4 separate regions of the Homo sapiens genome follow, and regions 2, 3 and 4 are each linked to region 1. The links are chromatin contacts, found by Hi-C or POLR2A ChIA-PET in ENCODE. All regions are on one chromosome and are shown on one strand. The core of a region is the stretch at or near the end of the contact, and the rest is flanking DNA. Distances in the headings are between cores, read along the strand shown.

Region 1 (2,964 bases), core at 319-2,818:
CCAGTAAAACTAGAATCTTCCCAATTTTGTAAATCCTAATTTTACTTTTGCTTCTCTTAATGGTATCACCAATGGAGAATAATTAAATTCCGATATTGTAAATCATAAGTACTTTCAGCTTTTGAAGTGGCAAAGTATTTGAATTGGTGCTATAGCCCAGACTTCAGGTATTTTCAAAGGATGAATGAGGAAAAAGGAAGTGGGGAGAAAGAACTTTTAACTGTGAGGAAGGCTCTACTATTTAAAAGATGGTTTAAAAAAAATTCTCACTGTAGCTACAGTGCTCACACTGGAAATAAAAGTATAAAAATGGTCCTTTAGGATTTTTCTCTGGAGTAAGAATTGTTTCAAGGAAGAAACTGCCAGGGATATGGACATTTTGGACAGGGGCAGAAAAATGCCCTAGTGTTTTGGACACCATGGAAGCGCTAGAATTTTTAAATAAATATTTCACATTGTGAGAAACGTCTGAGTATTAAACACGCTTTTTTTTTCCCTAGGGGGACACTAAACAAATATTTATTTAAGGAGGTAGAAACTTGAAGGCCCCCCCTCTTCCCGCAAAGCTAGTCTTTGGCTCTGCTTCTAGGACTTCTAGGAACGTGCAATTAAAATAAAATCGAAACAACGAAACCCTCGCAGCATTTAGATTTCTTTTTTCCCCCTCAACTGCTCAAGAAAAGTCAGAAGCCGACACTTTTTCCAAGTCTCGAAGTTGCCAGTTGTGAGGCTCCCAAGACGTCTCCCGCACACCCTAGGGACGATTCTGCACGGGTCCCTCCCGTTAGCCGGCGGTGCGATCCGGCTCCAAGGGGGTGTGTCCCGGACCGCAGCGACCCGGCGCCAGCCTCCGCCGCGGGCCCACCTGCTCCTCTCGGCCGCCGCAGCGCCCCGGGGTCCGGCCGGGCCCCCGGACCCCACCCGCGCGGCGCCGCCGGCCGCCCGGCAAGTCCCGCCACCCACTTCCGGACCCGGCCAGCCCCTCCGCTAGGTGCAGCTGGGACGCGAGCTCAGTTCCTTTCTTCCCTCAGCCCAAACTGCTAGCGGCCCCCGTGGCGGGAGGTGGAACCCGCAACCTACCCCCAAGGATGGGGGGCCCAGGCGGAGAAAGGGGGTCCCAGCCCTCCCCGGGCTGCCCGCACCGGCACCCCCCTCGCACGGCCCCAGCGGCGGCCCGCGTCCTCCCTCCAGCCCTAGCAAGACAGGCGTAGAGACTGCGAGTGTCGGGGGAGGGGTACAGGTCGGAGGAAGAGCATCCCCGGGCCGCAGCCGCAGCCGCCGCCGCCGCCGCCGCCTGCTGCTCCCCCGCCGTTCGGCTAGGGGAGGCCTCGTCACAGCCGCCGCCTCAGCCGCGGCTGCAGATCTCGCGGTGTTTGCCGGCCGCCGCGCCGCCATATTGTGTGACAGTATTTTGATTTGGACTGGGCTGGCGGAGCCGCGGCGAGAGCGAGCGAGAGCTGGGGGGGTGGGGGGAGGGCAGGCGAGCGCGAGGGGGGTGGGGGCAGAGGGAGGTGGGGAGGCCGAGCGAGCCGGAGCTGAGGATTGGGGAGCGGCGACGCCGCCCAGCCGTCGTTTTTGATCTGCTGCAGCCGCCGGCGGGGCGACCCAGCCCGACCCCCTCCCCTCCCCCTCAGCCAGGAGCGGTGGCGGCGGCGGCGGCCGGAGGGAGTTGGCGGCGGCGGGCGAGCGGAGGGGGCTGAGCGGGGAGGGAGGGAGGGCTGAGGTGTCCCCCCTGCCGGGTGGAACCGGAGGCGGCGGCGGCGCTGGCGGCGGCCGTGGTGGCGGAGGCGACGGTGGAGACGGCTGCCCTAGTGGGAGAGGCGGCGGCGGCGGCGGCCGAGGAGGAGGAGGGGGAAGCGGCGGCGGCAAAGGGTAAGCGGACAGCGCTGCCGGGCCTCGGCGGGATCCCCAACCTGGCTCTCCCCTCATCGCCCCGCACCCCCCTCCGTCTGGAAGGGGCTCTGCCGCCTCGCGAGGCCCGTGCGGGGCGTTCGCTTCTAACTTGCACTCTTCCTCCCTCCGCCTCTTTCCTTCCCCCAGTGGCGTGGCGGAGAGGGAGGCCCCCCGAGTCCCCCAGTCCGGTGGGGGTGGGGAGCATCGGGCCGGGCCTGGGCTCCGGGGCGTCCGTGCGGGGGGGGAGGGGGAGCTTCATTGGAATCGAGCGCCTAGGAGAGCCCCGGGTGGGGGAGGGCGCAAGGGGCTCGGGAGGGCCCCTCCCTGCGTCGGCGCCCCTGACCCGCCCCCAGGCATGTGTGAGGTGGGGGCGGGGGAGGAAAAATCTCCTTTTGGGGAGCCGAGGTCTAGTTAAAGATGACTCAGGGGCGGGGGTTTTGGGGACAGACACGGGGCAGTTATGTGGGGGTCGGGCGGGAGGGAGAACATCGTTCCTTTGCGGATCTTGGTTTTCTGCAGCCGTCTTTGAAGTGGGGGGCAAGCCCTACTATGAATATGTGGCCCCTTAAATTTCACTGGATGTTTCTGGTTTTCGGTCCCATCAACCTCAAACCCTACGATTGTGGTTGAGTCAGGGAGGCTGCAAGGGTCTCTTGGCGGTGCTGAACAGGTGACAGGTGGATCTTTCTGTTGCTGATGCTGTGAGATGTTCAGGCACAGTCGTACACCAAAGTGTCAGAGACCGTGTGAGTTTGTATTTATGTGTTTGGCCATGTTTCATTCCATATATAGTATATTTGAGATGTTAGGTTTCCATTCTTCAAGTCAGCTTAATTGTTGTGGATAAATTCTTCAAATGTTTCTGATAAGAGGGTTTTCCAGGAGAGCGGAGGGAATTTGCAGCCTCACAGGGGTTTCTCCGTAGTTCACGAAATTTAGGCCCCCAGTGCAGGCTGTTGAGTACCCTTATTCATTGGAAAGTTCTTGAACGCTAAGATCGTATTCAGAGCAACTGTACGGCAATATAATTTTGCATCCATTTTGTCTGTTTTAGGTAAGTTTGTAAAGTGT
Region 2 (2,845 bases), core at 18-2,517, 190 kb after region 1:
ATTTTCTAGTAAAATATGACATTCTGAGATAAAAGAATTTTTGTGCTTCCTATAACATATACAAAATAGAAATATTCATATACTATTATATCTGTACATCTTGTACTTATTTCTGTATTGGTTGAGACAAACTTTTAAAATGCCGAGACTGCTGGCTGATGTATAAATTTATAAAATCCTCAGTATGTTATTATACAAATGGGCACTTAAGTGCTTTGAGTATTTAAAATAGAAGAGATAAAAGATTATGTAGCACTTCATTCTTTTAAAAATTTGAGGAAGCTGAATATTTGAATTGGACTGAAACTTTAAAATCACTCCTACTCGGGAGTAGTTTTCAAAGCTACACAAGCTTTGAAGTCAGGTAGATCTGGGTTCAAATAGTCTTTGACATTTAGGAGATGTGTCAAACAAGTACTCTTAAGGTTAGAATAATTAGAGAAGGTTTCATGGAGAAGTTAGGATTTCAGATGAGCCTCAAAGGGTAAGTGAGCTTGGGTCTGAATGGGCTGCAAGAAGGCTAATGAAAGTAGTGTAAGTGAAAACTGAAAAGCAAGGAAAAATGAGCCCTGTATGTATGAAGGGGAAAAGTTAAAGTGGCTGAATGAAGCCATGTAAGAGGAGATCCTCCAAGTACATGCTAACACAGTGCTAAGAGCTTTAGGAGTGCAATATCCTCATTCTAGAAATAGGGAAACTGAGACTCAAGAGATCTGCACAGGTTGGAGATAATTTAACTTGACATCCAAAATTAAAAAGGGGGGAGTGGTACAGAATAATGGGGAAAAAATCCAACACCTGACTGAACCAAATAAATGTTAAAATTCTAGCTCTCCCACTATAAAGGCCTAAGGGCCTGTGGGATCAGTATCTTCATATCTAAAGTGAGATAAATGAATTAGATAAGGTCTAGGTCCTTTCCAGTATGAATTTTTAAAAGTTATATTATTTATACATTTAAAACATAAGACAAGATGATTAAACTACCATGTGGCAAAAAAAGAAAAGAAAAAACGAAGAACACAAAATGGCCAATTTAAAGCAATTAACCTAGCAAATGACTTGAAATAAGCAATCAAAAAAAGTCTAATCTAATTAAAAGCTATCCTTGCTCAAGTCTCTGGGACTAAATCAAAGATCTGGTTAAATCTTAGTCACCAAGATAACATTAAATCACTAAAATGACAGAAAAAGTACAGTCAAGAATACAAACACTATGAAAACCCCAGTGGAAAACTGACAACCAGCATGAATACTTCTCAGCAAGGCAACCCCCAGCTGAATACGCATTTCCTGTAACCCCAGTAAAACCCAAACCTCAACAACACAAAAACCATCTCTGGAATTAAGACATGAGGTGGAAAATTAAACAAACGTTTTCGAATTGATTAGTAAGGCTAGTTACTCAATAAAAAACAAAGAATTTGAAGAAATAAGTTAAAATACTCTTGGGAAACCAGACTCACTAAGCAAAACACCGACAAACAGGAAAATATGAACTATAGCTGAAATTTGTCTAGTACTGAAAATTCTCTTTAATGAATTTTAAAAAATAAAAAACAAAATAATAAAAAATCGGGGGGCCATTAAAATCTTAAATACTGATGCTGAGTTTTATTAGGAAGAAGAGAAAATTAATGTAGCTATATCATTAAATCAAAGTACAAAACTTTTTAAAATTTAATATACTTTAAGGGGAGAAGTTAGGAGATCATTATTCAGAATTTAATAATTTTATAGTTAATATTGCCTTAAAATTTCAACTTAAAATTGCCTTAAAATCTTTTTAAAAATACTAATAGCATTCCCCCAAAATCTTGATGCTTTTACTCCATGCAAAATGAGAAGGATATTTGCTACTGTAAGGTTTCAAGTAATCAAACAGCAGAATCAGAAAGACTCACACAAAAAAAACACAACCAGTCTGAAATTTTTTAGACCTCTGATTATCTCAAACACACCAATGTTTATTTATCTCAGGCTTAAATTCATGGACGGTTCCATGTACAAGTGCAGGATGAAAAGCTGGAGCTAAAAGCAGCACATGGAGGGGGAAAGAATTCAGAGTTTTTAGTGGAAAACATGCTAAACATTCACAGGAATGTGATACAGCCACCAGTAAAGAAGACTGATGCGACCTCAGACTAAAGTAATAGAGTACAGACATTTAAGAAGGAGGAGATGTGTTCCTATTAGATCACATTGGAATATTATACTATGGGACAAATTTTATTAAAATAACATTAGAGTTTAGGAAAGAAAACTGATGAGAATATACCCCAGGTAAGAAGACGAGCAAAAGTAGTTAGGAGTATGTTTCAAGTTAAGAGTAGTTAGTTTCAACTATGAAACTAAACTGTGGTTCCACTACTTACTAGCTGTGTAAAACTATGGGCAAGTAACAATTTTTGTTCTCACTTTGTTGTGTGAAAGGGGGATAAAAGAACCCACCTTACATTGTAAGGACCAAAAAATATTAACTACTACTACTTTTTTCTTTTATTTAAAATTTTTATAGAGACAGGGCCTCCTATGTTGCCCAGGCTGGTCTTGAACTCTGGGATCAAGCGATTCTCCTGCCTCAGCTTCCCAACATGCTGGGATTACAAGCATGAGCCACTGCACCTGGCCTACTACTACTTTTATTACCACCGATTCATGTGAGAAATATTTGCAGGAACCAACAAAAGTATGGCCTGAAAACGGGATGAGGCATGAATGATGGCAATCTTTAAACAGCTAAAGGGCTATAGAAAGAAGAAATTCTATCTCTGCTGGATTATAGCAAAGAGCTAACTACATATATCAAATATTTACTTGCTAAATTTTTTTAAATCAATAACCC
Region 3 (2,700 bases), core at 85-2,584, 210 kb before region 1:
AGTCTGACAGTGAACTACAGCAACACCATTTATATGGTGAATCATTAAGGATGCTTTTAGATGCAAGTAACATCATGCTAAATGTGGTTTGAAAAATAAAGATGTTAGTTTTCTCATAAAACAAGAAGCCCAGAGGTAGGTATTTTCAGTGTTGGCTTAGTGGCTTAATGAGGTGGAAAAGAACCCAGGTGACTGTCATCTTTCTGCTCGGCTACCTTCAGTGAGTTGTCATTTATCCTCAGGATTGTCCCTTCGAGGTTGCAAGAGAACTGCTGCAGCTCAGTCTCTATCCAAAAGGAAGAGGCACTAATTTTCCCTTGCATAGATCTTTTAACTAAAGAAGAAGGTTTTTTCCAGAAGCTCCAGGGAAGACTTTCATTCTGGTTTAATTCACCGGGATTTAACTAGATGCTGATGGCAATAAGGGGAGCTGGGAAAGCTAGTGTTTTCAGTATTAAATACAGGTGGCTCTGCTGGTGAGGCTCTGGACAGGGGACTCAGGGGGCACAGGTGCAAATGGCTGTTGGTTGCAAACATAACTGCTTGCTATGATTACTCAGAACAAAAAACACCTAACAAATGGTAGGTTTTAGAATGATATATCTATATGTTTATACTTCAACCAAAAGTATGGAAAAAAGTCATCAGTGAGACTATGTTTAATGGTATTGATTCTCCATACCCTTTTTCTTCCTAGTTGCCACAATTTATTGGTTTTTGTTTGTTTTTTGTTTTTGTTTTGTTTTTCTTTTTTTGAGACAAGGTCTTGTTCTGTTGCCCAGGCTGGAGTTCAGTGGCACGATCACAACTTACTGCAGCCTCAACCTTCTGAGCTCAAGCCATCCGCCTACCTCCAACTCCCAAGTAGCTAGGACTACAGCTGTGCCACCATGCATAGCTAATTTTTTCTTTTTCTGTAGAGACAAGGGTCTCTCTATGTTGCCCAGGCTGGTCTTGAACTCTTGGACTCAAGTGATCCTCCCACCTCGGCCTCCAAAGATGTTGGGATTACAAGCATGAGCCACCATGCCCAGCTCTAGTTGCCATAATTTGATTTTAAATCAAAATGGCATGTTCTATGTTCAAAAATGATTCAACTGTGCCACCTACCTCATGGCTTTGGTGTGGGTGACAAGTGAGAATATATGCAATTACACCTCTAAGATATTCTTGATCTGATAGCATTATCCCCAGAGAATGCATATGAAGCGTAGCTCTAAGTTTATTTATTTATTTTTCACAGAATACAAATCAAAGTTTATTGTACAAAATTAAGGCCTTCGTATTTCATAATTCACCAAGGCTAAAGAAATACTAGATAATTTAAGTCCTTCACAAAAATTTCACTTTCACTTCCCCTAATCTCTATTACAATGACCCAACCAAATGTTAGCAAAACAAACACTATAAATAACACCAAGTCCTTTAAAGATGACTCTCCCAAATTTTATTTCTTGGCATAGGTGATCTTCATAGCATGGGATGTTGTGATCTTAAATCCCTGTAAAGCATCCCTGGCAGCTCCAGCCTTCCCATCATTTTCAAATTCAACAAAAGCAATGTCATGCCTCCCTGGTACTAGACATACTTCCTTGAAGCCAGGGAACTGATTAAACAGCATGGATAACATCATCTCATTAGTCTCTTCTGGTAAGTTATTAAGGAATAAAATATAGTTTGGAGGGTAATCGAGGACCTGAGGATTTGGTGTTGAATTTCCTTGGGTACTAGCTGAATTTGGAGTTCCCTAGCCAGGCCTTTTGTTTGTGGTTGTTGCAGTCTGTTCCACAGTTTTGGCTTTTTTCTTTTCTTTGTCAGCAAAAGTGCCACACATTTCAGATATTATATCCAAATCTGTTTTTGCATATGTATTCGCATTGGTTTACCATAAAATGGAAATCCTTGTGACTGTCTCTAAGCATTTGTGGATGAGCCCAGTTCCTTAAATATGACAAAGCCCTGCCCCTCATCTTCATGGTCTTTAAAGCCACAAAGTCCACCACATGACCAAACTGAGAAAACAGGGCATATAGGCATCTCTTCAATTCTTCCTTTTTAATTTTGTCATTCATATTGTTGATATAAATTGTATGATTTGGTCTGATATCCATGTTTGCGTTAAATTCTTCAGAAAGAGACAGTAAATAATCTAAGGCCTATGCCATCTCCCGTAAGAAACAAAAACTACTCTAAGTTTATTTTAAGCTAGGTTTCACAGCCTAAACGAAAATTAAAATGGAAAAAAAAATGTGTGAGACTGAAATTTTGCGATCTAACTTTCAAATTCACACAGAGATCTGATAGGCTAGACTACTAGAATATTGAGAATGCAACCTTTAAAAAAATGGAAATAGCAAAAAGGAGAATCTTCTGTCCTGTTTTAATCCCCACTGGCCGTGCCCTGTCGAGATCTAGAACACAATTAGGCACCAGAACCAGGAGCCAACAAAGGGTGATGCTGTTCTCTCCAGCTGCCACATGCTGAGCATCTCCATGCTCTTTGGTGCTGCTCAGTGGAGCCAGAGCTAACCCCAGGGACCAGATGTCTGGGTTTGCCCAGGAAGGTCTCACTTCACTCATACTACTGATATGCACAAGAGGCAAGGAAATACCGGGTAGTAGAGGGTGGTTCCCCAGCAAAGGCCCCACCCTCAAGCCTGGTCACCCAAGGCCTTAAATGGGAATAGGCATTCCTGTTTT
Region 4 (2,801 bases), core at 263-2,762, 240 kb before region 1:
TAAACAACAGAAGTGTATTGTCCCATAGTTCTGGAGGCTGGAAGTCCGAGATTGAAGTGCTGGCAGGGTTGGTTCCTCCTGAGGCCTCTCTCCTGGGCTTGCAGAGGGCACCTTATCCCTGCATCCTCCCGTGTCCTTCCCCCGTGCCTGTCTGTGTCTTGATCTCTTCTTCTAAGGACCGCAATCATATTGGATTAGGGCTCACTCTAATGACCTCATTTTAACTTAATGACTTCGTTTAAGACCCTAATATGGTTTGGCTGTGTCCCCACCCAAATCTCATATTGAATTGTAGTTCCCATAATCCCCACATGTGAAAGGGACCCGGTGATGGATAATTGAATCATGGGGGTGGTTACCCCCATGCTATTGTTCTCGTGATAGTGAGTTCTCATGACATCTGATGGTTTTATAAGGGGCTTTTCCCCTTTTGCTGGGCGCTTCTTCTTGCTGCTGCCACCATGTGAAGAAGGACATGTTTGCTTCCCCTTCTGCCATTATTGTAAGTTTCCTGAGGCCTCTCCAACCATGCTGAACAGTGAATCAATCAAACCTCTTTCCTTTATTAATTATCCAGTCTTGGGTATGTCTTAATATTAGCAGTGTGAAAACAGACTAATACAGATCCTATTTCCAAAAATGCTCACATTCTGAGATACTTGGTTAAGACTTTCATATATGAATTTGTGGGGGACACACAATTCAGCCCATAACACCCAGACTATAGCAGAAAAGTTAGGGCAGAGGAACTGAATTCCTACTAGGAGAGAAGCAAGCCTCAAAGTGCAGATTCCTATAGTTGCATTGGGGCTCTGGAGCAGTGATCTGGTCCATTCCCTCATTTTACAGACAAGGAAAACCAAGGTCCAAAGAGGAGACACAAATATGTCACATGCTAACTTTGCCCATTGAGGGTTCCCTTAACTTTTGAAGCAGCTACCAAATTAAAACTTTAAAAAGATGATATAGCCAAAGCCCATCTACAGACCTAGGATCCAGAATGAAAGTGATGAGGCACTTTCAGCCACACCCACTGCCACCTGCTGTACTGGAGCAGCCTCACCATAGGGCTCTCCTGGGAGCCGGGGCTTTGGAACTCGCCTTTCCACAGAGGGAGGGGAGGCCCTATTGGTTTTCAGTCACTGAAGTCCTCAGAGACAAATCCCAAATAAATATTTTATTTTTAATTTTTCTGTCTGCTCAAAAGACACAGAGAGGTTCTTGTTCCTTGGTAAACAGACTTGGAGCATGTTTGCCCATCTCAGATTACAGAGTTTTATTTCTCTTAAAGGCAAAATGAAGATTCTTGTCCTACTTCCTGTAACGAGTTTCAGATGGACCCACCTCCAAAAATATAGTCAAAATGCAGTTCATAAAACTAGGGGAAGTCAAGTACAGACATGTCCCAGGAAAGCAGAACCAGAGGAGAAGCAGACCCCGGGCACTCGCAGGACTATTTGACTCACTGGAGAATTCCCTTCTGCCAGGGCAGGCTTGGCTCACTGCTCCAAGCACTGCAGATTCCCAAGGAACACCCAGGCCCACAGATGTTCATGGGTCACAGAATTGTGAACTGACCACTTGTGCATTTTGGATTTCAACTTGTAAACATGGGGATTCCCTTTTTACAAAAAGAAAAAGGAGAGGATGAAAAATCACCATGCAAAGGAAAGTTGAGAGCTAAGTTTTTCCTTTTGGAATCTTGGCATGCGCATTTAGCTATCTTCAATCTGGCTTTCACCAGACGCTGTGTGCTTTGAGCAGGGGTGGAGCAGTCTGCCCTGTGCCGCTCTGCCAGAACATTCAGACTTGACCTGTCACAGGCCTCTTATTCCAGTCAGGAGCAGACACGGCCCAGGAGATGGGCCCTGCCAGACACAGCAGGCTGCCTTTGAGGTGCAACCAGAGAGGCAGTAAAAACCTGGGAGGAGAGCATTTGACTGACTAGGCTGGGGGCTGCCCACCAGTCAAGTCCCCGAGTTCAAGTCCCAGCTGTTCTGTTTCACTGGGCATCAGTGTAAATCATTTGACCTCCATCGGTCTGAAATCGACTCAGCTGGAAAACATTAGAAAGAAAATAAAACATCTACTGAAAACCAAGAGCTGCTTCTGGGATGAACCATTTCCCACCCTTGACCCCTAAATGCTAAAAGACTGAGCCACAACACTTCCTAAGCTGATGAAAGGTTTGTTCTCACCACAGAACACTGTATCCCCAGCAAGAGGGCATAGAATTACATATAGTCATTCCAGGTTGCCTGAAGCCCCCGTTCCTTCATGTCTGCAAGTGGCATTGCCCAGTATGCTGTGAGTCGATGGACAGCAGCATTTCTGAAATGTGAATTGAGCTCCCAGGAGTAGGCACATCCTCCTGGGCATGAGATAGAGCAAATGCAGCAAGGACCTGTCCTGAAGAAGCATCGGTCCCTTCCTCCTGGCCTGGTTTCCACTGTTCTGTTTACTGTGCCATTATCCAAGATAAACCAGTCTGTGGAATTCCACTTTTCTCAAGCATTCTTTGGGACGAGTTTGTCTAGCTGCAAGTTAGAAGATTCAGCTCTAATTCACAGCTTGTACTAAATACAGGCTTCCTCTAACTTATTTAAACTACTGTGTGTATCTGTGATCCCATGACTAATGGTAATAATGAGCCTAAAACATCCATGTGAATTAATACAGGTTGTGCACAAAGAAAAGTGTTAGTAAAAATTGGAAACCTGGCAGGACGGGGGTACTAAACTTCTTGGAGGGTCATTTCTCATTCTCAGAAGTAGTGTTACTGCTGTGATGTGGGAAAAATC

What was found. Hi-C counts contacts between places; a loop is a spot of excess contacts on that map. ChIA-PET counts read pairs that join two places held with the same protein, here RNA polymerase II (POLR2A). Pooled maps may share reads with other maps.
Region 2: a loop to region 1 is called in a map of CD4-positive, alpha-beta T cell, with 2.2 times the contacts of the local background. The contact joins the enhancer-like site here to the promoter of TAB2 in region 1. A Hi-C loop is called at or near these places in 7 of 168 maps with a recorded cell type or tissue (CD4-positive, alpha-beta T cell, CD4-positive, alpha-beta memory T cell, IMR-90 and 4 more), 5 of 37 single-sample maps with no recorded cell type and 23 of 50 pooled maps. POLR2A ChIA-PET finds 5 or more read pairs at or near these places in 5 of 52 experiments (CD4-positive, alpha-beta memory T cell, MCF 10A, activated B cell and 2 more).
Region 3: a loop to region 1 is called in a pooled map, with 6 times the contacts of the local background. The contact joins the enhancer-like site here to the promoter of TAB2 in region 1. A Hi-C loop is called at or near these places in 1 of 168 maps with a recorded cell type or tissue (MCF 10A), 7 of 37 single-sample maps with no recorded cell type and 9 of 50 pooled maps. POLR2A ChIA-PET finds 5 or more read pairs at or near these places in 9 of 52 experiments (CD4-positive, alpha-beta memory T cell, Panc1, activated CD4-positive, alpha-beta memory T cell and 4 more).
Region 4: a map of IMR-90 shows a loop between it and region 1 (7-fold over the local background). The contact joins the enhancer-like site here to the promoter of TAB2 in region 1. A Hi-C loop is called at or near these places in 38 of 168 maps with a recorded cell type or tissue (CD4-positive, alpha-beta T cell, CD4-positive, alpha-beta memory T cell, CD8-positive, alpha-beta T cell and 28 more), 28 of 37 single-sample maps with no recorded cell type and 39 of 50 pooled maps. POLR2A ChIA-PET finds 5 or more read pairs at or near these places in 18 of 52 experiments (CD4-positive, alpha-beta memory T cell, GM12878, MCF 10A and 11 more).

Annotation. Positions count from the first base shown.
Region 1 is chr6:149,316,144-149,319,107 of GRCh38, forward strand. It overlaps TAB2 (TGF-beta activated kinase 1 (MAP3K7) binding protein 2), which reads left to right and starts at 1,569. Exons shown (of 7, transcript NM_001292034.3): 1 at 1,569-1,872. RefSeq lists silencers at 712-781, 832-1,371, 1,462-2,361 and enhancers at 2,452-2,631, 2,792-2,901.
Region 2 is chr6:149,507,429-149,510,273 of GRCh38, forward strand. The region is part of intron 12 of PPIL4 (peptidylprolyl isomerase like 4); the gene reads right to left. Among named protein-coding and RNA genes, the nearest start is that of ZC3H12D, 24 kb to the left of the region's middle. Within about 2 kb of position 1,268, at least 2 of the 41 ENCODE cell types and tissues checked have a DNase peak (open chromatin) inside an H3K27ac peak, as active enhancers do; they include CD4-positive, alpha-beta T cell, where a contact is called at or near this core.
Region 3 is chr6:149,110,562-149,113,261 of GRCh38, forward strand. It overlaps the pseudogene LOC729200. Among named protein-coding and RNA genes, the nearest start is that of UST-AS2, 79 kb to the left of the region's middle. RefSeq lists an enhancer at 2,618-2,700. Within about 2 kb of position 1,335, at least 2 of the 41 ENCODE cell types and tissues checked have a DNase peak (open chromatin) inside an H3K27ac peak, as active enhancers do.
Region 4 is chr6:149,078,584-149,081,384 of GRCh38, forward strand. No RefSeq gene overlaps it. Among named protein-coding and RNA genes, the nearest start is that of UST-AS2, 47 kb to the left of the region's middle. RefSeq lists an enhancer at 1,390-1,509. Within about 2 kb of position 1,513, at least 19 of the 41 ENCODE cell types and tissues checked have a DNase peak (open chromatin) inside an H3K27ac peak, as active enhancers do; they include IMR-90, adrenal gland, dorsolateral prefrontal cortex and 5 more, where a contact is called at or near this core.